5 separate regions of the Homo sapiens genome follow, and all the other regions are linked to region 1. The links are chromatin loops, found by intact Hi-C in ENCODE. Cell type or tissue: heart left ventricle. All regions are shown on one strand.

Region 1 (5,000 bases):
GTTACAAAAGTCATCAACTCACGTGACCTGGCACTTCAGAATCTCAAGGAACTCTCCTTCTACCTTTCATAATACTGGCATGAAAACTATGTACTTAACAGAGTTCTCAAAAAACACAACTCATCTCCAAGAGGTGCTAGTACTCGGCTAGATGCAGTTTTTAGCTAAGGACTCCAAAATCATCAGATTCCTTTTCACCTTCCATTTATTGTGGATTGAAATTTCATGATGTAAGGGAGAGAAGTATGGAAAGGGCCTGAGGCAGGAGAATAGGATCTGGAGGCAGGGAACCTAAAGCTGTTTCACACCAACTTCCTAGAACTAAATTAGGAGGCGGGGCGCAGTGGATCACGCCTGTAATCCCAGCACTTTGGGAGGCCAAGGCGGGTGCATCACGAGGGCAGGAGTTTGAGACCATCCTGGCCAACATAGTGAAACCCCGTCTCTACTGAAAATACAAAAATTAGCATGGAGTGGTGGCGCGCGCCTGTAGTCCCAGCTGCTCGGGAGGCTGAGGCAGGAGAATCACTGGAACCTGGGAGGCGGAGGTTGCAGTGAGCTGGGATTGTACCACTGCACTCCAGCTTGGGTGACAGACCAAGACTTTCGTCCAAAAAAAAAAAAAAAAAAAAAAGAAAGAAAAGAAAAGAAAACCCTAACTTTCCACCCCGAAGTAACAAGAGGATCAGAGGCTACTCCCCTTGACATTTTCTGCCAGGCAGTTGGAAAATTGGGAGTTAGCAACAAATCAGACCGATTGCGGGTCCAGTCTTCCTTTGCAACTTTGTAATTTCACTCCAGCCTCTGAATGGTTGTCTACAACCAATCAGACTGATTGCGGGCTACCACTTCATTTACATGAGGTGAGCATGAAGTGGCCAAAGGGAAACAAACCTCTAGAGGGTATTTGAACCCAGGCAGATTCTGTATCCAGGTCCTTGAGCCTCTGCCCTGGTAGCTCCTACACTGTGGAGTGTACTTTCGTTTTCAATAAATCCCTGCTTTCGTTCTTTCGTTGCTTCATTCTTTCTTTGCTTTGCTGGGCCTTTTGTTCAATTCTTTGTTCAAAATGTCAAGAACCTGGACAATTGCAGTCACGACCGTCTACCGGTGAGAGGCCCACACTTTGTCACTTACAAACTATGTATGACCTTGGCCAGATGAATCTCAGCCTGTTTCAACATCTACAACTGGTGGTAATACCCATCTATTCCTACAGACTTGTTAAAAGGATTAAATGATAAGCAGAAATATCTACCAAGACTTTACAAGCAAGCCAAACTGCTTTCTGTGCTTTTTCTTGTTTTTTGTTTTTTTGGGGTTTGTTTTTTTTTTTTTTTTTTTTTTTTTTTATGGTGAGGCAGAGGGAGTAACCTTTGGCGTCAACAGAAAAGCCACTAGGTTTCCTCTTCTTTTCTTCCCTGGTGAGTGATACTTTTTGGAAGATATCTCAGAAGTTTTTTAAAAGCTCATTTATGAAATATAACAAGACACATTTTCAATATCATGGAACTTAGGAGGATACAAAAAGCAAATATAATTTTAATCACAACAGGAGGAGTCTTTTATTGTTTTACCCCCACTCTCGGGCATCCTGGACACGCATTAACAGTCTACAACGGAGGGCTCATTCACGATTATAAAAGACTGTGAAAGATGAGTAACGATTTAAGGCTTCTCTCCAGAGGCCCTTCCCCAGCTCCAGGTTTAGGCTGAACTGCCCACGGGGACCATTTTCTTGCTGCCTAATCTCCCCCTCTTCTCCCGCCCCACGCGGTTCCACCCACTCGCGCGTCTCGGGACTCTGATGAACGTCCTAAACTCCAGCCTGGACGCTCTGGGCTCTGGATCTGAAGGGCGTGGAAGCACCAGAAGTCAAGGCCGCCTTCCATTCTTCCCTCAAGGCCTCAACCACCCTCCGATCCCAAGGTTGCGTGGTCCGGGCCGCACAACCCTCCTCTCCCTAGCTCAGCGCCTCCTCCACCCCCACCCGATGTCCCCAGGAAGGGTCAGCGCGGGGACGAGGTCTGGTCATTGCCCGGGAATTACCCGGCCCGGGAGCGAGCTCAAGGCGGGGAGGGCGCGAGCGTGCTCCTCGCGAGGCCCCGCCCCATCGCCAGATGCGGCGCTGTTGGTGAGCGGTGATTGGTGGGTGCAGCCGCGGAATGAATGGGGTGACCGCCGCGGGGGAGCGGGGCGGGCCCGCCGAGGGCGCGGGGCGGGCGAAAGGAGCCGAGTGGCGCAGGGCTGGCGAGAGGAGCCGAGTGCCGCGGGGGTGGCGGCGGCACCGCCCTGAGCCACAGGCAGTTAACGGTGTCCACGCCGCGCGAGTGGAGGAGGGGGCCCCAGGCAGGCCCTGGTACCCGCGCCTGGCGCGAGTGTGCCCACCGCGTTCCGGGAACCCAGAAGTGATGGTGGCCCTCAAGGGCCTGCGGTCAAGACTGGGGGAAGGGGTTGCAAAGGGAAGCCACGCCCGCCCCTCAGGCCGGTGACAAAGGGCGTCCCCGCCTCTCTGGATCCCTCCCGGGTTCTCGGAGCGCGATGTGCCAAGAAGGCCCGGCTCCTTTGATTGGAATTCATGTCTGGACACCCAGTTTTTTTCTGTCCCTACACCAATACCCCTTTTTGACTCCATATTTTAGATTCAGTCACTCAGGCCAGGTGGCTCACACCCCTGATTCCAGCGCTTTGGGAGGCCAAGGAGGAGAATCGCTTGAGCCCAGGACTTCGAGGCTGCAGTGAGCGGCGATCGCGCCACTGCGCTCCAGCCTGGGCGACAGAGCGAGACCCTATCTCGAAAAACAGGAAGAAAAAAAAGTGTGCGCACACTTTATGCCCGGCACACCCCAGTAACAAGGTAGACTTGTTTCTGCCATCCTGAAGTGTAATAGGGAAGGTAGGAGGTAAAAATGAGTAAACAGAACAACTACAGATTGTGCTAAGTGCTGTGGACAAAGTAAAGTAGTGGCTGAGGAAGAGGAAGTAGAGGAGAAACTGATTTTAGCCAGGTATGGGAAAGACCTGTCGTTTTAAAACGATGACTTCTCAATTGAGACCTGGGAAGAGGAGAGGTGAGCAGTTTTAAGAAGAGGGTATACAGCCTTTGCAAAGGCCCTACTGCTACAATGCCCTTTCCTCATCCTCTTTGACATGTGGATTCCCACAGCACTTTTTTTGCACTTCCTAAGGCACATCGCTTTTTGCCATATATTGGTAAAAAGTTTTATCACCCCAATTCCTAGCACATACCAAGTTCCCAAAGAATAGTCAGTAAATATGTACTCAGCATCCACTGACTTCTAGATTTCTTGCTATGTGCGGAGGATAATTTAACAAGTGAATTCATTCATGAATGAATGTTTTCTGAAAAGTAATTCTGTCTTTTTATGCCTGTTCTATGCATCCACTGTGCCCCCCCTTTATCCCTACTCCGTGTGAATTTTTCTTAACCACAACACAATTTTCTGGGCTTTCAGACTTTCACAGTCTAGTTTCTCCTTGCTTGGCTGATCTAATAAACTAATTGGGTCTACTCATTAGTGAACGAAAGTTCAATGCGTTATCCTCCCCATATAATGTCTGTGTTTTGGTTTGTGTTATAGTAAGCTGCAATACCTTAATTCAAAATAATAAATGAAGTGAGAAATTGAGGCACTTGACTACCCCCGAGTTGAGAAAATGTTTACTGATATCTGGGGGAAGTGGGTTGAGGAATGAGGGTTCCTTACCAGTAAGTTCCCTAATCAGTGAAGCAGCAGCTTAATTTGTTTTCAAAGTCGCTTGCCTTGACCTCTTCTTTTTGAAATTGGGCAACCTATACCCATATGTGTATATGTTTTTCATGATATGAGAAAACCATTTTGGGAAAGGTAAATTCTTGTGACCGGTATATTGACATAGTTATCAAACACTAGGCATACCTTGATTGTTTTGATAAGCAAAGTAAATAAACTTTATTTCAATTAGTCTGTGTCTGATTCTGTTGTAAAAAGTATTAACTATCCCTACATTACAGATTATTCCAAAATCTAGTGGTTTGGAACAACATTTTTTGCCTCAAAGTTTCTGCAGATGAGGAATTGGGGCATTGTTTGCCTTAGCAGGGTTCTCTACCTCAGGATTTCTCACAGACCGCAGTCAAGGTATCCACTGGGCCTGGAGTAATCGCAAGACTTTTCTGGGGAAGGATCCACTTCCAAGTTCACTCATGTGGTGATTGGCAGGATTAGTTCCTCAAGGGCTGTTAGATTCAGAACCTCAGTTCCCAGCTCCCTGTGGACAGGAGACCAACCTTAGTTCCTTGACATGTAGACAGTTCCATAGCACCTTCCTTCATCAAAGTACACAAAGCCAAGAAGTTACAGAGGGAGTGCCAATAAGATAGAGGTCACACCTTCTTTTCTAACAATCTAGGAGGCGACATTCCATCATTTTTGCCATGTTCTGTTATGAACAAGTTACTAGGTCCAACCCACCAGCATGAATATCAGGCGGCAAAGATTATTGGAGCCACGTCAGAATCTGCCTATCTTGTCATTAAAGTACAATAAACTGTGATATGAATTGGGGGCTCCAACATTTTTTTCTTGCACATCCTGAAACAGCCTGTGTCTTATTTGCTATCTTTATCATAAGGAAAGTAAATGGTTTTCTGGGAGTCTAGCTCAATAAACATTTATTGAATGCCTACTATGTACCTGTCACAGCATGCTTGAGGTGCAAAGATGAATGACACATATTCTTCACTTGACTTGGGGAGGAGAGGCAATAAGCAAACAATTACAATATTAATATTATAAATGATAAAAAGCCTGCACAGAATGCTTTGGTCATGGGGAAAGAAGGAAGGAACATATTGTTCTAAGTCACATTCAAGGAAGTAAAAGAGGTCAGGGTAGGTGAAGAGAAAAATAAAAAGATCATGTTTAGATTAAGACTCAGTAAAGGCCAGGTATGGTGGCTTATGTCTGTAATCCCAGCACTTTTGGAGGCCGAGGTGG
Region 2 (5,000 bases), 94 kb after region 1:
AACATTTTTGATTACCTGTGCCTGCATTTTACATTTTTTGTGCTGGCAATTCTGAAGAACTGGAGAAAAATCCACTTAATTCACTGTCTAGGAACTTACACAAATGGATATAAATAATTCAGTTAGGAAGGCCATATTATTGCTTAGTTCTCAATGAGGAAGGACCCTGCATAATAAGGCATAGTGGTGGTTCCACCCTAATGCTGTCCCCTCTGCCTCCTCCAGGTAATCCCACTAAAGGTTCCAGCTCTAAATATGCTCCTTTGTCCTTCCTCCCCATTGGCCCCAATCTCTCCCCTTACCCTGAGAATGTTAGAATTACTTTCCTAGGTCTAGACCATAGGTCTTCTGCAAAATTTTTTTCTGGAAAGAACCAGTTGGAAAATATTTCAGGCTTTGCAGGACATACAGTCCCTGTTGCAGCCACTTGACTGTGCCATCGTGGAGCACAAAAACAGCCATAGACAATATGTAAATGAATGGGCATGGCTGTGTTCTAATAAAACTTTATTTACAGGCTTGGAAAACATAGCAAGACCTCATCTCTACATAAAATTTTTAAAAATTAACTGGGCATGGTGGTACATACCAGCAGTCCCAGCTACTCAGGAGGATGAGGCCAAAGATCGCCTGAACCCATGAGTTCGAAGTTACGGTGAGCTAGGGTCATGTGACTGCACTCCAGCCTGGGCAACAGAGTGAGACCCCATCTCTTTAAAAAAAAAAATTACAAAACAGAAGGCCTGTGCCTATAGTTTGCTGACCTCTACTCTAGAGTAATGAGGTCCCCTCCCCTTGGACCTAAAGCTCAATCATTTTATTTGCCAAAGATCATTTTATGTCCCAGATTGTGGCCCTTCCCAGCGTACCCTACTTATTTTGAATTTACAGGTACATTCACGTCTACAACAGGAGAGATGACATGGATGGTCCATCTTCCTTCCATCTACTTCATACCATATGGTCCCCAGTATAGGCTCTTAGGTACTAAACTAGAAAGCACCTAAGAGCCAAGACTAAGCCTATACCGTTTTAAATGAGTGCTCATGAAAGTCATGTTAGTTGCTGAAATTACCTGCGGATGTGACTGCAGAATTGTCAGAACTCCAGAGAAATGTCACCTAAAACTGCATTTAGTACTTGGGATATTATCCAGAAGGTGTAAGAGGATTGTTGGGGAGTTGATGGGAATAAATTATATCCCTGTCTTTCCCCTCTAAGTTCAGAACAAATTGAAAAAATACTGGAAATTAGACCAGTAGGAATCAAAATAGCATGTGTCTTACTAAGAAGGCTGGATTGGTGAAACTAAGACCACAGTGTGGCTCTCTAATTAACCCTTGCTAATAACTCTATTAACCTAACTTACCAGGGCTCAGTAGCACACCAGTGGTTGCTCTGAGGGTTGGTCTGGTGATAAAGTGATTATTAAAATATATTAAATATCAGTCCTGGAATTTACCTACCTTAAATTGTAAACTCCCCTTGTGGCAGATTCTACACTGATGACCTTACCATGCCAAGAAAGTGTGCTTAGCTGCACCTCCCAAGCAGCAATCAAAGTCTTCCCTCCTCCCGTCAGAGAAGTGAGTGGATAAGAGGCGAGAGAGAGGGCAGATGTGTTCTGCTGTCCTTTTTCTTGTATGGAAAAGGGAGGATTCCCATTTCTCCCTCTATTTTTGGCAGCCTTGCTAATCATGTGAAGGGCATTGTAGACTAATATGAGAAGTACAACTTGGAGACCACATTGGCTGGGTTGAAATCCTACCTGTATGACCTTTTGGCAAGAAAACTTTGCCTTAGTTTTCTCTTCTGCCAAATAGGAGTAATGTTAGTTTCTATGTTACAGGGTCCTTGTAAGGATTAAATAGATGACTAATGATACTGTATATATAAAGCCTTTGGAACCCCATCTAGCTCAGAGTAAAGTGTAAGTGATAACTTCAGGATTGTAATCTCAACTCACCCCACTGGTCTCTTTCAGCTGTAAGCTATTGTTTCACTGTTATTTCCCTGGTTGGCTGCTCTAGTAATCCTATCCAAAAAAAGGGAAGGAAGTTATTTCGTGTGACATTTTCTTTGTTAAATCAGTGTTGAAAAGAAATCAGCAATTGTTAGGAGTCAAATGTTCACCGTCTATATTATTCCTGATTTTGCCAGAGTTTTACATTAAGTTCACCATTCTGGAGTTTTTAGAATCTACTTTGGAAAATAGGGCAGTGATTATCAGTATCTGGACTTCGTTCATTGTTTCCCTGGAGTTCTGACAACAATTCTGCAGTCATATCCACAGGTTGTTTCAGCGACTGACATGTCTTTCATGAGAACTCGTTTAAAACAGGTGTTTCCTGCTATCCCCTTATCACTCTTGGACTTCAAATCCTAACCAGGTTTTTCTTTACACTCTTTAATTTGGAAATGATTGTCCTCAGTGGAGCAGATGGAGCCAAATAGTGGTTGCTGTCAGTTTTTTGCTCTGCTCTTCAGCATTGCTTCATTGGCCATTAGTTCTTACTCCAGGCATAGATTTAAAACCTGCTTTTGTTATCCTTGACATTTTTGTAGTCCTTATCTTCTCTCTTTCTTCGGTATGTTTATGGCTCATGAAAAGAAAGTTCCTGGGCCAGTTTTTGCTATAGCTTGCAGAGGATGTCTGGATTCGACTCTTGATCAGATCAAGGAAGACTTCTGGGGTGGAAATTGTAGGAACAAGCAGTGCAGGATCCAGTGAATGGCTAATGTAGTGGTGACAGAGACCCAGTTGTAATGCTTCCCTTTCTCACATAATCAGGACTCTCCTGAACAGTACCTACCACCCTGTCTGTTGCCCCATTTATGTTACTCTGTTGGCCAGGCCTTTGCAGAATGTGACCTTGTTCACTGGGAGAGTGCTTGGTACAGAGGACTGAGCTAGGTGTATTGAGCAAACAGGGATCTGTGAGAAAACAACCGGCCCTCGCAGGAGCCTCTACTGAATTGGGATCAAACATACACACATGTGCCTTCTGTGTAAAATGGTTGTGGTGACTGCCGTAAACTGGTATAAACCAGCTACCATGAGAGTCCAGGGAGGGAGAACCCTTCTAGCAAGGGTGGGTAAGAAAAGCACTGTAAAGGAGTTGGCTTTTAATCTGAGCATTCAGAGACCATCTGGGTTTCAGTAGTTGGAGCCTGAAGGTGCTGGGAAGACAGCATTCCACATACAGGAACCAGTATGAGCAAATGCATAGAAGGCCCAGAGGGAGATGACACACTGCACTCGAGTGGATCTGTGGGTGAAACTGCTTGTTTTAAAAATGAGGTCAAGTGGGAAGAGAGTGGAATTTGTCTGGGTGTTCTCCTTGATGAAATGTGTAGAATGTTGTTCAGAGCTCCCAGAGGAAGTAGTGATTATGTGTAAAGGAACCATTCTGAGCAGAGCCTCCTGTCACTGGCCTGTGCCCTAGCCGTCCTGCTCCCATCACCAGCAGTGCCAGGGAGGAGCCAGAACATGATGATAACGAGAACCAGGACTCACATTAGTCTCAGTTATAAGCTGATGGAGTCTTCTGTCAGATAGGGCAGGTTCAAAGGGTACCTCAGACCTTTGCCAGAAAATTGCTCCTCACCAAAGAGATGGCATTTGAAATCTGAAAACGGGACCCCTGATGGGATGAGTCGGGATTGAAATCCCACATTGGCTCATAAACAAATATTTCTTAAATGATTGTGTCCACACATTCCTACTGGTGTTCTTTGTTCAAATAATGGGCATAGATGCAGGTTTCCCTTGGATGAATTTGACAATGTTTTAACCAAGCTACCACTTTTCAGCAAATTGTGTGCTTTCCCCTTGACAATGTTCCCAGTGAAACAGGTGCCTGTTTGTAGGAAAGCATCAGCACCAGGTTCCAACAACCTTGTGCCCTTCCCTGCTCCCCTTTTTTTTTTTTTTTTAAGATGGAGTCTCACTCTGTCACCCAGGTTGGAGTACAGTGGCCCAATCTCGGCTCACTGCAAGCTCCACCTCCCGGGTTCACGCTATTCTGCCTCAGCCTCCCGAGTAGCTGGGACTACAGGCACCTGCCACCACGCCCAGCTAATTTTTTTTTTTTTTTTTTGTATTTTTAGTAGACACAGGGTTTCACCATGTTTGCCAGGATGGTCTCAATCTCCTGACCTCGTGATCCGCCCGCTTCGGCCTCCCAAAGTGCTGGGATTACAGGTGTGAGCCACTGCTCCCAGCACCCTGCTCCCTTATTAATTGCTGTGGCTCTCAGTCCTCCAGGAAGGCTACATGGTTAGGGGTTGACCAAGTCCCAACTGCCTGCTGCCTGTGCCATTCCTGCAGAGCTCCAGCCCTCTAGGAGTACTGGGTTAAGTGTATTTTAAAACCAAGGCCAGGGCTGGGTGTGGTGGCTCATGCCTGTAATCCCAACAGTTTGGGAGGCCGAGGCAGGTGGATCACTTGAGGTCACGAGTTCGAAACCAGACTGGCCAACATGGTGAAACCCCGTCTCTACTAAAAATACAAAAAATTAGCTGGGTATGGTGGTGCACACCTGTAATCCCAGCTACTCGGGAGGCTGAAGCAGGAGAATCACTTGAACCCAGGAAGAGGAGGTTGCAGTGAACTGAAATCACGCCACTGCACTCCAGCCTGCCTGAGCGACAGAGCAAGACTCTGTCTCAAAAAAACAACAACAAGGCCAAATGTCACCCCATGATCTTAACAAGGGAACAGTCAGAATCCAAATCCTAAGCACACAAAGCTACTTTCTTAAGGGCAATGGGAGAGGGAAATTGTGATGGCCCCAAGCTAGAACCTAAATTACACCTTTACTTTAGAACTGAGTATAGAAGGATACATATCCTAGGGCACAGATGGGACACCTCTGTCGATGCTAGAAGAATTCTATGTGTGTTTGGAGGTGGCATAGCATACCTGTTAGAAAGGCTTTGCTATTTACTACTGTGGGACCACAAGCAAGTTATCTCTTTTCTGAACCTCAGTTTCCTCA
Region 3 (5,000 bases), 65 kb after region 1:
TTTTTTTTAATTTTTAATACTTGAATTTTTTTTTACTGTAGATATGAAGTACTGTAAAATAATAATTGATAAAAGTAACAAGCGGAAAAAACTGTCTTGTCACTGTGGCATTCTGTTCCCTGATATGGCTCTTCCTTGTCTTACCTCAAGTCCTCAGTTGTTGCCCAGACAGGATCTCTTCCTGTCTGCCACCTCTCATTCCAGTTAGTTCCACTTTTTTCCCCACTGAGATTTCAGCTTCACGGAAAGAGTTTTTATGGAACTAAGAAAAGAAGTTCAGAAAACTGGCACTTCATTTATAAAGTGAACTCACAGAATTGTGTCTTTCCTTTTGATCTTCAAGTTAGATCTAGCACAGAAGTCACTTCTGTGAATTAAATTCTTTTAACCTAAGGAACTGAACTTAACCTTGTCTGTAGCATATTCTTTGAAAAGAATTTATTCTTTTATGAAAAAATACTGTATAAAAAACATTTTGAGTAGAGATTAATCAGTATCTTTTTTTTTCTTAATAGGTTTTCAAATGGAACATTTTGATGCATCACTTAGTACCTATTTCAAGGCATTGCTAGGCCCTCGAGGTAAGGTGGTTTTTGGTTTTGCTTACCTTCTGCAGCATCACTCCCTGCCTATAGTCCCTTGTAAATATTGCATGAGGAGATAGTAGAAAATGTTAGCATTTTCTATGATAAGTCTAAAACTTTATCCTGGATAACAAGGAATTTGGAGAAGTCTCTGACAGAGACACCTGCTGTGGGTGGTCCTCCGTTGACTTTAACTGGAGTTTAAAAATATGCTGTAAAGCTTGTAGCCTGAGAATACTATAGATTTCACCATTATCAGTGGCATTTTTTTCTCAATTCTTGGCAGTCTTTAAGAAAAACTAGTTTCCAAAATGCAGTGTTGCAATAGGAGTTTAAAACCTTTCCCCTTTTACAATTTTAAGGGCTTTTTAAGGTCTTCTCATTTTGTATCATGTTAACTCACTGGTAAATATGCACCTGAACCTTACTTGCTGTATCTTTTAGAAAGTAAATCAGCTTCATATTGCCTTCTTTTGATGTCATCTGTAAAAGTCTTTTAAAGTCTTTTGTATAAAGAACTTCTTAGGCTCACAGAAAAACTAGAAATGGCTTTTAAACAGACAAAAAGAATCTCAGTTTCTCATGATTTTTAAAACACAAAAGAAATAACAAAAGGACTTAGTCTATTAACATGGCAGAGATGAAATAATAGGTTTCATGTCACCTATGATAATAGTGATAATAGTGAAGGCGTGGAGAAAGAGTACAACCTCTCTGAAAGGCTGTTTTGCCTTCTGTTGGAATTAAAATGCACATGCCCTTTTGCCTAGCCATTCTACTCCTAATACTTTATCCTGTGGCTAGCCTTGATTAGTTATGCAATGATACATATCAGGATGCTCATTACAGCATTGTTTTTCAAGGAATCATCTGGATGCCTGTCAGTAGGGGAGAGGTTCTGTAAATTAGTGTATGGCCCATTGAAAAGAACAAAAAAGAATAAGTTAGATCCATCTGTATGTGCTTGGGTTGGGATAGTGCCTTACTTTAGCTGTAAGGGACAAAAAATCCAACTCTAAATGGCTAAAATAATAATAATAATTATTAGCTTGCATTACCAGGTGGAGCAATTCCGTAGTTATTTCAGGGACTGTATGATGTAACCAAGGATCCTTGTTCTTGTCATTTTCTACTTTGCCACTTCCAGGTATCAGCAGCTCTGTCCTCAGAATGGGTCCCCCACTTCACACAGTTGTAGGATGGCTACAGCAGCTCCAAGCAGCACATTCAGAGGAAGAAGAAAAAATGTTTCATTTGTGTGGTTTTAAGCATAAAGAAGTTGTTTCCCAGAGCTCTTTGCCAGCTGTCATCCCTCAAAACTCACTGGCCACAATTGCTTCACATGCCCCTGCCTGAACCAGCCACCAGAGGGGGTTAGGACCACCACAGATTGACTAGATCCTAAGGATTCTCTACCTGGGGCTGGAGTTCGGGTCAGGTGCCCGGGAAGCACTGTGCGGTGTGGGAGGATGAATATGTGCCAATTTGGAAAGATGAGTATTTGTGGGAAAATGAATAAAGCAAAGTGTAAATCAGAGGTTTAAGTTAAAATAGGGAGATTTGTGTGTATTTATTGTTTGTGATATATATGTTCATACAAAATAACAGTCTGATGTTAGTTGCTAAGTGGGAACTGGTTTTCTTAAAATTGACAGCCAAGGCCCAAAGCTGAGAACAAAAGGTGTTAAGCATCCCCTTAAAGTCCCTGGGGCCAGCCATTTCCCTGAATGACTTCTAAGCACAACCAGTTCTGCCGGACTGACAGTAACACCCTCCGTGACCATAGCATAACTAGTGGGGAGGGTGTGGAGGGCATGTCCCTCTGAAGCCAAAGCAAGCCAGCCATGAGAGAAATGCTGGGAAAGTTTAGTGTGTACAGTGCAAGAAAGGAAGACTGACTGACAGTTCCCCACGTGGACATATGCTTTATTGAGCCTGTTCTTGTTCTGTGAAATCAAGGTGAAAACGACTGGAGAGAGTAGCAAGATGGTCCAGTCTGGGAGGGGTCAAAGAAAGGGCAGAGCCGGGTGTGGTGGTTCACTCCTGTAATCCCAGTACTTTGGGAGGCCAAGGCAGGTGGGTCCCCTGAGGTCAGGAGTTCCAGACCAGCCTGACCAATATGGTGAAACCTGGTCTCTACTAAAATTACAAAAATTAGCGGGGTGTGGTGGTGTGTGTCTATAGTCCCAGCTACTCTGGAGGCTAAGGCAGGAGAATCGCTTGGACCCTAGAGGCAGAGGTTGCAGTGAGCTGAGATCACGCCACTGCACTTCAGCCTGGGCGACAGAGTGAGACTCCGTCTCAGAATAAATAAATAAATGAATAATAAAAAAATTAAAGAAATGGCAAAGGCTGTCCTCCCAACTGCTGCTTCTCTGAAGACGCAGTAGGTGAATGCTGCATGTGCCTCATGTTCTGGAGTTGTGAGCCTTGGCGGGTAGTTAAGATTGAGGAGCCACAGGTTTTCGGGGAACATCATAGCAGGGTTCAAAGGGGAGCATGCTTTTCAGAGGTAGCTTCCTGGGGTCAGCCAGAGTATGAAGCTGAATCTTTCAGGGGACACATAACACTTAGGGGCTCTGGCTGCCAAGGAGTTTCCCGCCATCCAAGAAGAGGTTGTCAGTTTGCTGCTGGCGGCTGACCTGTTTCCCTCTCCCTCCTCCCTGCCTAAGAAAAGGAATAGGGGCAGGAGAGGCCCTTCCTATACCAGTATCTCCTCTGGATCCGCCTAGGTCTTCGCTCTCATGCTACTACTCCTCAGTTTGTTAAATACTGCCCTTTAAATAGGCATTTATCTGATCATTGCTGCTTCACCTTCATGTTTTGTTTTGTTTTTATTTTCATTTTTGAGACGGAGTCTCACTCTGTTGCCCACGCTGGGGTGCAGTGGTACGATCTCAGCTCACTGCAGCCTCTTCCTCCCAATTTCAAGCGATTCTCCCACCTCAGCCTCCCAAGTAGCTGGGATTACAGGTGTGCAGCACCATGCCTGGCCAATTTTTATATTTTTAGTAGAGATAGTGTTTTGCCATGTTGGCCAGGCTGGTCTTGAACTCCTGACTTCAGGTGATCCACCCGCCTTGGCATCCCAAAGTGCTGGGATTACAGGCATGAGCCACCACACCCAGCCCTTGTTTTGTTTTTAAATCATTGTCCTCTCTGCTGTTGACCATTACACTCATAGCAAAGGCTGCCTTTCTAATTAGTGCCAGTTTCACTAACGTGGCTAAGCAGCACGTTTTCTGAGTCTGCATGTGCTGGCCACACTTGCCGACTGACACACAGCTGAGATGGAGGACTTCAGAGTTCAATGACTGCCATTTCTTGGGTTTTATCACCCTATGTGTAATCTGGTATACCTGGTTAATAAATCCAATTAATGGGAAGTGTAGCCTTCTCCTTGTTTTCTTCTTAAGTTCTTTGGAAAGAATATTTGTATTATTATTTTACTGAGCAAAAATCATGAATAATACATTGTTATTCAGAGCATGTAACAAGGAGCTTCACCTTGTTTGATATGTATTGAAAATCCATGCCTCCTCTCCTGATTGCTTTATTGGAATTAAGAACATGAATACCAGGTGACTTTTATATCATCATGGTTAGAGAAATTTTTTCAACGTTTGAAAAGTTGTGAATGTTTTTATATATCATTAATTTTTTTTAATTTTTCAGATACTAGAGTAAAAGGATGGTTTCTTCTGGACAATTATATACCCACATTTATCTGCTCTGTCATATATTTACTAATTGTATGGCTGGGACCAAAATACATGAGGAATAAACAGCCATTCTCTTGCCGGGGGATTTTAGTGGTGTATAACCTTGGACTCACACTGCTGTCTCTGTATATGTTCTGTGAGGTAAGTCAAAGGTTAACACAGTCTTCCTTTCACATAAATGCACTCATATTGCTGTCCTAAATTGTATTCCTAAATGAGGAAAGGTGGCCGCTTGGGGTGTAGAGACAACTGGGCAAGCAAGTATCTTAATGCGTTATGAGTGTGTTTTAAAATCGATTTTTCAAAATGTCAGAGTTGTTTGTACAAGTATGCCTTCTAGAATATCTAAAATAGAAGCCTTTGTTATTGATTCTTCTATTATGTTTCGTATGATATTCAAAATTAAAGTATTTTCAGAAATACTCTCATGCAAGCAAAATACAGAGTGGAAAATGAACAAAATGTGAAAAACACATGTGAAAGCATTTTATTATTAAGCATCTAATAAGTGCCTGCTTCTTGTTTGAAGGTAGGGGAGGAAGGAAGTGGGTGGCACTTGTGTTTGGTATGTTTTGTGGCACATCACCCTCTCTGATTGGATAACTTGTCAAATCTCAGTTGTTTTTTAAAAGCTAAGAGGAGTGTGACTGGTGAGATCTGCATTTAGGTTTTGAATTGTCTGTCTGAGTTCAGG
Region 4 (5,000 bases), 130 kb before region 1:
ATACCAAATGCTGGGAAGGACACAGGACACCTGATTACTCGTGTGTTGCTGGTGGGGATATAAAATAGTACAGCCACTCTAAGAAACAGTTAGGCAATTTCTTATAAAACTAAATGTGTGATTACCATTCGACCCAGCAGTTGCACTCTTAGGCATTTATCCCAGAGAAATGAAAGCTTATATTTACACAAAAGCTGTATACAAATGTTCACAACAGCTTTATTCCTACTAGCCCAACACAGGAAACAACCCAGATGTCCTTCAAGAAGTGAATGGCTGAGCAAATTGCAGTACATCTATCTCATCTAATACTACTCACCTATCTCATCGAATACTACTCAGCAACAAAAGGGAATAAACTAGTGATATCGGCAGCAATCTGGATGAGTCTCCAGTGAATTATAATCAAGAAAAAAAAAAGCCCAATACAAATTGGTTGCTAGAGTTTCAGGATGGGGCAGGGGGATACAGGAGAGAGGTTGGTGTGGTTATAAAAGGCCAGTTCAAGGGATCCTCATGAAAGATAGAACTGTTTGGTGTCTTGACTGTCAAGTGGAAACATGAACCTACAATGGTGATAAAATTGTATAGAACTAAATACACACACACACACACAAATGCATACAAGTAAAACAGGAGAAACTGAATAAGATGGGTCGATCTTGTCAATGCCAATATCTTGGTTGTGATACTGTACTACAGTTCTTCAAACTGTTTCCACTGGAAAAAAATTGGGTGAAGAGTACATGGGATCATTCTGTATTATTTCTTATAACTGTATATAAACCTAGAATTACCTCAAAATTAAAAGTTTAATTTTAAAAAGGTAATTATACAGGCACGAGAACGTATAAAGAGGTACAAATGTTCCCACCATTAAAGAGTTTATCATGGAGGCAGGGTTAGGAAGCCAGTGGTTTTAGAGATGGCAAAGTTTTGTTGATCACATTCAGGAGACGGTGTAATTGTACCAGATGAAGTCTGTACTCATATAATCATACCAGTGGACATTTATTGCACAAATCTAAATGCTTTCCATGTGGCATCTCAGTCTTTACTAGAACCCCTGCAGTAGGATATTATGATTGCCATTTTGCCAGTAATGAAACTAAAGCATAATCAGGTTAAGCAACTTGCCCATTTTTTTTTTCAATCCAAGACAATCCTGATTTGGCTAATCTTGACTGATATTTTGGTGCTTATATATAAAGAGCTCTGGATTATTTGTCAAAAGTCTTGAGGGGGTGGGCACAGTGGCTCATGCCTGTAATCCCAGCACCTTAGGAGACCAAGGCGGGAGGATCACTTGAAGCCAGAAGTTTCAGACCAGCTTGGGCAATATAGTGAGATTCCTGTCTCTGCCCAAAAAAATAAAAATTAGCTGGGCACAGTGGTGTGTGAGTGTAGTCCCAGCTACTCAGGAGGCTGAGGCGGAAGGATTGTTTGAACCCAGGGCTTCAAGGTTACAGTGAGCTACAAATGTGCCATCGCACTCCAGCCCGGGCAATAGAGTTAGATCCTGTCTCAAAAAAAAAAAAAAAAGAAAAGAAAAGAAAACAAAAGTCTTGGGTTCTAGTCCCACTTTACTGCTGATTAACATTTTAACTTGAAGAGTGATTCAATCACTCGGTTGCCCCACTTGAAAAAAAAAAAAAGCTGGAGTACATATCTAGAATCCTTACCACACGAACATTCTATATTTTTGGTTCTTTGACTCTAAAATGGTCAGCTTAAAAGAGTGTTTTCCATCCCTCTTTTGGCTGTTAGAGCCATCCCTGGTGACTTTACCCCTTTCCCCTGAACCTTTCATATGTTTATTGAGCATCCACTCCAGTTGTGCACTGGTGTTTGTTTTCACGGGGTTACTGGTACCCTCCACCCTCACCCCTCTTTCTCCCTGCAGAAAGCTTTTCTAATACTTTCAGCCGTGGTCAATTTCAGGTGATAGCAATGGTAATCATTTATTGAGTACTTACCAAATGCTAGAGACTGACACAGGCTATGTCATTTTTTCAATACCAAGCCCTGTGAAATGGGTACTATCAGACCATTTTTACACCTGTGGCTTAGAAGACTTAAATGTCTAGTGTAAGGGCGGTTGTAGTGGTAGGCAGAGGCAGGTCTCAAACCCTCGCCTACCTAACTCAGACACACTTGGCAATACTATATATCTCTTTAAGCCTTTCAGAGGATATGTTTTAGGAGGTGGATTGTTCCATTTTATATATATATGAACATGATAGACAGACAGATAGATAGATAAATAGATAGAGATAATTTTAAACGTGCTCACTTTCATTTATGAAAATTTACATTTGATAACTAAAAGAGCCTTGCAATTCCAGCATCTCCCTCATGGTGGCAGTAGAAGACTAAGTCATGTACACGCAGCCTCCAGCACCAACAACTAACCCAGAAGAAACCTCCTTAATAAATCAGCTTTTGGTCAAGATTGGTGTTACGTAAAATGCAAAATTAGGACCCTCGGAAGGGGAAAAAAAGAGTCTCAAGTATCTAGGTTATTGACCCCAGAAACAAAAGAAATTTGACAAACTTGCAAAACAGAGACAACAACTTCCTATGGGGGAAAAAAAAACAAAGCAACTACTTGTTGCTGCCCACCCGTTTAGTAACTGGCCTTGGTAGTCTTCCAGCAGCAAGCACAATAGCCTTGTCCACAGATGCTTTTCCCATTTCCTCGGTCCCCTTGAAACCAAGCTTTTGAGAACAAATAGTTTATTTCTCCTTTCTTAATTTGCTCTGAAGGTTTTTAACACAGCGATAACTGGCATATAGAAATTTCACATATTTTTCTTGATCACTATGGCCTATCAACCCCCGCCTGATGATTAAATGAAGGACGATGTATCCAAGGTTCTTAAAGAACTTGGTTGCAACGAATGAACACAAAAAACACCAGACAATAAACATGTATTGAATTATATCTGGGTACAGTAGACACCATTGGGCAGACTTCAGAATTAGCCCCCGGAAGTTTTGCTTTTGCTTGACTCTTGGTCATAGCTGATTGGACTAGAAGTGAACACCTGACTCAGGAGGAGGAAGTTCATTGGCTGACCAGGAGCCAATTAGGGTCTCTCTCTTGAGAACTCTGACTAAGAGACAGAGATGCAGGTTATTTAGTCCAGTTGCGGGTGTAGCATTAGACAGATATAAAACCCAAGAACTCTTGGTACTGAGGCCTGGTTGTTCAACTTTCCTCGGATTTTAGGGGGTGACCAGGATCCCTCCCAGCAAAGTATCATTTTTGTTTAAGCTTAATTTCAGTGGGTTATGTTACATGCATTCTCCATCAAAGACTCCAAGCCCTGTGCAAAGTGCAGTGAGGGCATACAAAGAATTTATGACATTTCCCTGCTCTCCTGGGTATGGGTAATTTTCCTTGCTGTAGAGAGAACAGGGTCTCTGGAATTCAACCCACCTTTGTGACCCTGTGAATGTTCCTTTTTTTCTCTCTCAGAGATTCAACTTTGTTCTCAGTAACATGGAAATGATAGCATCTGCCTAACAGTCATTTTGAACAGGAAGCGTCCCTCTGGCCGGGTGCCTCGTGCATGGCAGATTATCAGTAAATGTCAGCCTCTGCACTGCTTTGCAAGTAGGTCCTTTGGCCGCTCTCAAATGCAAGTCACACAAAGATTGTGGGAGTTTTTTTTTTTTTTTTTTAAATAGAAAATACATCATTCCTATAGAGAAAAAAATACAGTCACATTTAATAATGGCTGTTTAGACAGGGACAGGTTCTCTCGAGCCTCTGGAGGTGGTGGAAAGTGGAGGTGGGTCACTGATCCCAAGAAATAAGCTACAGGACTGAGGCCAGTTTCTGGAGAGGGGATGGTCACTCCTATATTTAAGCCAATAGTGAAGGTTAAGTAGGAGAGTCCAGAGGGACCCTTGAGCCCACTTGCTTGACAATATTGGTGCAGGACAAGTCTAACCCTCCTAACTGGGCAGCTGCCCCCTCCCAATAGTGGTCTCTCTTATGGAGAAAATTTTTACCCGATCAACTTATTCTCGTGAAGCACAAGGGCCTGATATGAACACCCCTTCTGTAGGCATTTTCAAAGAACTTAGTGAGGGTAACAGAAAGAAAAACCTCTATGCATCGAACTTCAGGCACCATCGGAGAAATGTCTTTTCTTAGATTGGCTTTCAAAGTATCTTTAAATCACCCTATTACAAATGGGGTATTAAATAGCCTGCTCTGCCTAGAGAAAAGGTTCCCAAGATTCCTTGTAGCTGCTGGGAAGTTACTGAAATCCTCAGTGACGTGTTTTGAAAAAGTGTTGACAATACAGCGGAAAGTTGCATCTGGCAGCTAACAAATATTTCTTGAGGGTCCACTCGATGCCAGGGATTGTTGCCCTGAAAATGCAAGGCTACCAAAACAAGCAGTTCAGGCCCTCAAGAACCCTGAATGTTCATGAGTACCCACCAAGTGTCACATAGAGCTTATGTCTCAGATGTTTTTCACAGTCCACCCCCCCAGGATGCATTTCCAAATTCTGTGGAGAGCCTAGAACTGTTTCCTCAAAGCCCTTTAGAGCAGTGAGGCACCAATATCTCTCTTTATTACTCCTTTTTCTTTTCTTTCTTTCTTTTTTTGTTTTTGTTTTTTGTTTTGTTTTGTTTTTTTAGAGATGGAGTCTCACTGTATTGCTTAGGCTAGTCTCAAACTCCTGGGCTTAAGCAATCCTCCCATCTCAGCCTCCTGAGCAACTGGGACTACAGGAGAGCACCACCATGCCCAGCTTTATTACTTCTTTTTAAAAAATAAAACTTTTTTTTAAAAGCAGAGAACGTGCTCATTCATTCTGCAGCTGGATCTTGAATAACTTTTCCACTTTGAGAGTTCTGACCCCAAAAACATTGCTGTCACTTTCCAGGTGTTCTATCCTTCCTTGGACCCCATAGCCTGGCTGCCCAGGTCAGACAAGTATGGAACATTTGTTTGTGAGGACAGAGACAGCCACTGGCAA
Region 5 (5,000 bases), 79 kb before region 1:
GGCAGCAGATAAATACCTTCCCCTTCTTTCCTTTAAAAGACTGTTCCAAGATAGGATTTCTCCATACGGCCTTTCTGAGCACATAGTGCCTGATCCAGGAAGTGCCCCCGCTAACAGACTTTGCCTCTGAGAGTGTCATCAGGAAGCAAAACACATTGCATGGTGTTGCTCCTTCTCTGCCACTATTCCCTGTATCTTTTCCTCCACTCTTGCTGCCCTAGAATTGCATGTCCCAGTTAAAATCTGGGCTTATACAAGTTGGTTTTGAAAGTTGGTTTTAAAAATCAATTATGCCAACAGCAGCAATTTAAAATGGTGATGTACACCTATATTCACTAACTAGGAAAGAGCTGCGAGTCATAACTTTGGAGGTAAGTTACACTTGATTGCTTCTAGAAGGTAAGAGTTTGAATAGTTTTCATTCTTCTTTTAGTCAGTATGCATTTATTGTTGCACGTTCTCCAGTGAATATGTATTATAGTTATAAACAGAATAGTTTTTTAAGAGCACAAACAGTTCTTACACTAAAATGTTGCCAAAGTTTTGACGCTATATAATTTATTCTAATGAAGAAATTTTAATAAATAAATATATCAATGCTATGTCTACATGGAAGTAATTTTTACATGTGTAAATAGATCCATACATAGTGTACAAAGTACATAAGCCATTTTTGAGGGAACTTTTATCAAATTAATTTCTTTTATATTAGACTGTCTACTGACAAACTGCTTTACTCAGCTTCCAGTTTCAGAAACAACATTTAATAATTGCTTATTCACAAAGAACAGCAGTCCCTTTATTCACTCAAAAATTTTTGGCTTACAGCCTTGTAGGCAGAGTTCACTGCACTATTTATAACTGTCCACACAAATTGGTCATAAAAGGATGGTATTTGGGGTTAGGTCATTCAGTTCCCTGCAGAACTCAGTAATAAACCTAGTAGCTACACTTAGAAATGCTACTTTATTATTTATATTTAGAGTTTTTTTCTATTTAAAGTACAACAGTTTATTTAAATCAGCAACTTATATTTGAGTAAAGCTTTTTTTTCTGTTTCCAGCAGGTAGTTTACTTAATATTCATGTGCAATATGAAATAGAAAGATTCCTGTTCTTGGAAGAAAAATCTATTAGAATCAATTTTCCCTAGTCGCTGATATATATGGAGTTTCCGTGCTTGGGCAAGTCCTTGAAAACAAATGCAGAAACAAACTTTTAAATCCTTTATAAACCCCCATCATGTGGGAATGATAATATATAATTACCTCACTTGTTAAATAGCTCTATCTGTTCCTCAAAGGTTTATTTAAATATTGTTCTTTCATGAAAGGATGTTTTAAAACAAAAATAGGGGGAAGGAGGGGAAATAGAAGTGCTCAATAAACAGGTTTATTAAGGGAAATTAAAAATCTTCGTGGTTTCATATATTCTACTGTGGACTATGAATGATGGACTTCGGTCTCGAGGTTGAATTTGGTTTTTAATAGATGTAAATTCAAATATTTGGATTTTCTGGATCTAAAGCCAAAAACTTAAACAAATGAACATTTTAAAGTAATATTTGATTATTCTCTGAAAGAAAAGTAATTCTGCCTGTCTAATCCAGTAATTTACATAATTTAGTGATTTGCTTGTCGATAATGAACAAATTGCCCTTGCCCTAGTATATTACTGTAATGGTTCATTTTCATTAAGACGTCTGTGGCTGGGCACGGTGGCACATACCTGCAATCCCAGTACTTCAAGAGGCTGAGGCGGATGGATCGCTTGAGCTCAAGAGTTTAAGACCAGCCTGGACAATATGGCGAAATCCTGTCTCTAGAAAATACAAAAAATTATCTGGGCCTGGTGGCACGTGCCTGTAGTCCCAGCTACCCAGAAGGCTAAGTGGGAAGATCACTTGAGCCCGGGAGGTGGAGGTTGCAGTGAGCCAAGGTCGCGCCACTGCACTCCAGCCTGAGCAACAGAGTGAGACCCTGTCTCAAAAAAAAAGACGTCTGCCAACTTTTCAAAAAAGGGGTAAAGCTTTTTTTCAAGTGTGCAACCTAAACAGAAAAATGCGGAGTCAAATTAAAAAACACACTAAAAAAGAAAGGCTTGCCAAATTCTAGATTCAAATGAATTGGGAAATAGATGAGTCGATGGTTCATTACAGATGTGGTACCAATGTACAGAAGTAGTCTGAAAAAGATAATTATGAAATAAGCCACAATTGACTCTGAAAGGCCACTTAGGGTAGAGCAGAGAGGATGAAATGATCATTAAAATCAATGGTTAAGGCAAAAAACATCATCTTCTAACACACATTTCCTACACCTGGTGCTGTATGTAGTCAGAAGGGGTATGTGGATAACAATGTGAAATATGGAATAAAGAAAATAATCAATATTTCAAGCCTAATACCAATGAAATCACTGGTGTTCCCTCACTCTCCCAGGAACTGGGTTCCAGAGTTTCTTACACATTCTTCTTGCAGTACTAAGTGCTCTGAAGCTCAGGGTTGTTGATGCGTGCTCCATACGGCCTGTTCTCTTCTCTGTCTCCCAGGCTCTGCCCATTACCCAGTAGTGATAAAACTAAGAAAAAGTTTTCCATCCCTTCATGGCCTCTGCAGCCCTCACTTCTTGTGATTGGAGTCAATCTTCCTGTTAACTTTGTGACATATTCTTCCTCATGTCATTACTGTCATAAGTCTAGTCACTTCTAAGGATATTCTACTGCCCTCCTGAGAAAAAGAAAATTTTCTCCACAAGGATTTCAACACTTTTGTAAGGCCTCAGGCAAAAACTTGGCCCCATTTTGCTTGTTGCACCTGGTGCCACTAGATAGCGCTCTCATTTTATTCTTCCCAGTCTACCATCGTCACCAGTTTACATGATGCTTAGTCATACATCTGTCCATGGATACATAATAGCATTTTTCAGTGACCACCAGAGTCAGTAACTGTGCTCAGTCCTGGAAATTTAATGTCGAGCAAAGTCAAAACCAACCTCAGACCTTTTGGAACTTCCTTTCTAGGGAGAGGGGAGATATGGATCCAATAACCACCAAATGCATAATTAGAAACTATGTTAAGTGTTGTGAAGGAAAGGCTCAGAAAGCTGTTAGAGCATATATGAGGATACTCATCCATCCTGGCAGAAATGAGGGGTTTGTTCCAGGGAAGGCTTCCCTAAGCAAGTAACATTCATGCTGATATCTGAGTTTTCTATGCAAAAAGAAGAAAGAAGGTTTCAGGCAGAAGCAAGAATATGTGTTAACTCCATGACACATTCAGTAATGAAAGAAGGTTAGTGTGTAGGAGCTAAATACATCTGGAAACGTTGGGAGGTACTGAAAATCTACACATTCTGGCCAGGAAGTTAAGAAACAAAGCTGTTCAGCACCCTCCTGATTTTCTCAAATATCTCAGTCCTGAAACTGTCAACTTTCTCCATTCTAAGAGGCCCAACTAGGGGAGTCCTTGCTAAGCAGAACCCCCACCACTCCAGACAGATAGTATTGTGACCACGAAATCAGCTTCCTTCTGGTAGAGTACATCATGTGCAACTTTAAAGTTGCAATGTGTAATCAGAAAGGATTCTGACAGCAAAGGGTGGTGCAGTATCCCAGACTGGCAAGATCAAAGAGCTGTTACTATTCCTAGCCTAAAAGAGAATGGAGGGGGAAAAAAAAGCAGTTTTTAGAACTGGTATAGGTTAACTGTATGGAGAGGGCACTCGACAAGAGACACCACGTTTGATAAAAGAATCAGCCAATCTGTGATGGCCTCTTAGGGAGGCAACTGGGAAGAGAAAGAAACCAATCTGTCCTCCCACTCTCCAATCTCTTGTCACTGTTGGAACCCAACTGGAAGCCAGAGAGCAAGGACACCCACATGGGTCATTTTCCCAAGACATATAGCAGAATGTAAAATGGTGAACGGGCATACCCGATGGTAGTCAGGAGAGTTAAAGCATAGTGCCCAGTTTCAAATCTTAGAGGTGCCACTGAGAAGGGGCGTGGTCTTAGGAAGGTTAACTCATCTCTCCATGCTTCAATTTCCTCATCTTTAGAATGGAAATAATGCCAATAATACATTGGTTTGTTTTAGAGATTCATAAAGTGCTTAGAGTAGTGCCTGGCACATGGCTAGTGCTTACAAATATTCTTAATTTTTCTCTTAATTCATTTTACAGAAGAAACTGCAATTTAAAGAAGATAAATGACTTATTCAAGATCCCATTGCCAGAAGGGGCATAATCAAACCCAGAATCCAGGCCTTCTGGTTCTTGTCTTAGCACTGTTCTCTTCCCCAAGCTGTCTCTTCCACGCCCTTCTCCAGAATCACCACCATAATTATTACTGAACTGACTAATTCAGTGAGCACATTCTAAATTTCTTTCTGTTTGTTGGTTTATGGAATATTCACACTTTAAAAAATTTATTTTTTAAATAGGAAACTATTCCTCCTATTCTCTATAGCTTAATGCAAATAGAAACCTGAGCCCCTTCCTCACCCAGTTAACTTGGAATTATAGACCCTATCATGGTAAATGTGAGGTTGATGACAACGGGGCCTTTTTGGACTTCTCAGTGGAAAACTCTCAGCTGTACAGTCAACTTGGGAGCCTCTTAGGTTTTCTCATATACTCAAAGAAGAACTGAGGGATGACAGGTTAGATTTAACTAACTGAAATGCCTCAGAACAATTAATAACCCAAATAATTGGAATGGGTGGAACCAACCATCTTCTCGGTCTTAGGAAACATCCTACTAGAAGTTCCAGATCTGAGACAAGTATTCACAAGCTCACCCAGTGTTTATGTCAGTGGCCCTACCACACGATGAGACAACCAGGAATGAGATCTTAACTTTATCTTTGCCTCTGCTCTGTTGCTTGTTCCCCAAGTTCACCAGGTCACTAAGTCCTATATGTGTAAAGTAGCCAAGTAATTTATCATCTAAGTTAGGATGCTGTTGAGATAAGGGGGTAGTATTAACTATTACACTGGGAAA

The links. Peaks named below come from ENCODE experiments on the same cell type or tissue, not always from the same donor. Only the 100,000 strongest peaks of a DNase experiment are listed, where the experiment ranks them.
Region 2: a loop joins it to region 1, with 2.1 times the contacts of the local background. A loop is called at or near these places in 3 of 110 quality-filtered maps.
Region 3: it touches region 1 in a loop (2.7-fold over the local background); 56 of 110 quality-filtered maps call a loop at or near these places.
Region 4: it touches region 1 in a loop (2.8-fold over the local background); 22 of 110 quality-filtered maps call a loop at or near these places.
Region 5: a loop joins it to region 1, with 7 times the contacts of the local background. A loop is called at or near these places in 12 of 110 quality-filtered maps.

What each region holds. Positions count from the first base shown.
Region 1 is chr6:53,356,634-53,361,633 of GRCh38, reverse strand. No RefSeq gene overlaps it. Among named protein-coding and RNA genes, the nearest start is that of ELOVL5, 10 kb to the right of the region's middle. RefSeq lists enhancers at 1,255-1,762, 1,763-2,271 and a silencer at 2,023-2,382. In heart left ventricle, a CTCF peak has its summit at 2,145; a DNase peak (open chromatin) is centred at 2,103; H3K4me3 peaks cover 2,386 bases; H3K27ac peaks cover 2,377 bases.
Region 2 is chr6:53,262,418-53,267,417 of GRCh38, reverse strand. It overlaps ELOVL5 (ELOVL fatty acid elongase 5), which reads left to right. Exons shown (of 8, transcript NM_021814.5): 8 at 1-14. LOC124901332 (a long non-coding RNA gene) reads left to right here and starts at 4,615. Exons shown (of 4, transcript XR_007059612.1): 1 at 4,615-5,000. In heart left ventricle, no CTCF peak of the experiment used is centred here; no DNase peak of the experiment used is centred here.
Region 3 is chr6:53,291,223-53,296,222 of GRCh38, reverse strand. It overlaps ELOVL5 (ELOVL fatty acid elongase 5), which reads left to right. Exons shown (of 8, transcript NM_021814.5): 2 at 516-581; 3 at 4,260-4,447. The coding sequence starts at 524. Among named protein-coding and RNA genes, the nearest start is that of MIR5685, 17 kb to the right of the region's middle. In heart left ventricle, a CTCF peak has its summit at 1,937 (motif pointing right); no DNase peak of the experiment used is centred here.
Region 4 is chr6:53,482,191-53,487,190 of GRCh38, reverse strand. All of the region lies in intron 3 of GCLC-AS1 (GCLC antisense RNA 1), which reads right to left. Among named protein-coding and RNA genes, the nearest start is that of GCLC-AS1, 53 kb to the right of the region's middle. In heart left ventricle, CTCF peaks have their summits at 2,144 and 2,358; a DNase peak (open chromatin) is centred at 3,570; H3K4me3 peaks cover 468 bases; H3K27ac peaks cover 1,387 bases.
Region 5 is chr6:53,435,604-53,440,603 of GRCh38, reverse strand. All of the region lies in intron 1 of GCLC-AS1 (GCLC antisense RNA 1), which reads right to left. Among named protein-coding and RNA genes, the nearest start is that of GCLC-AS1, 6.6 kb to the right of the region's middle. In heart left ventricle, a CTCF peak has its summit at 2,811 (motif pointing right); no DNase peak of the experiment used is centred here; H3K27ac peaks cover 314 bases.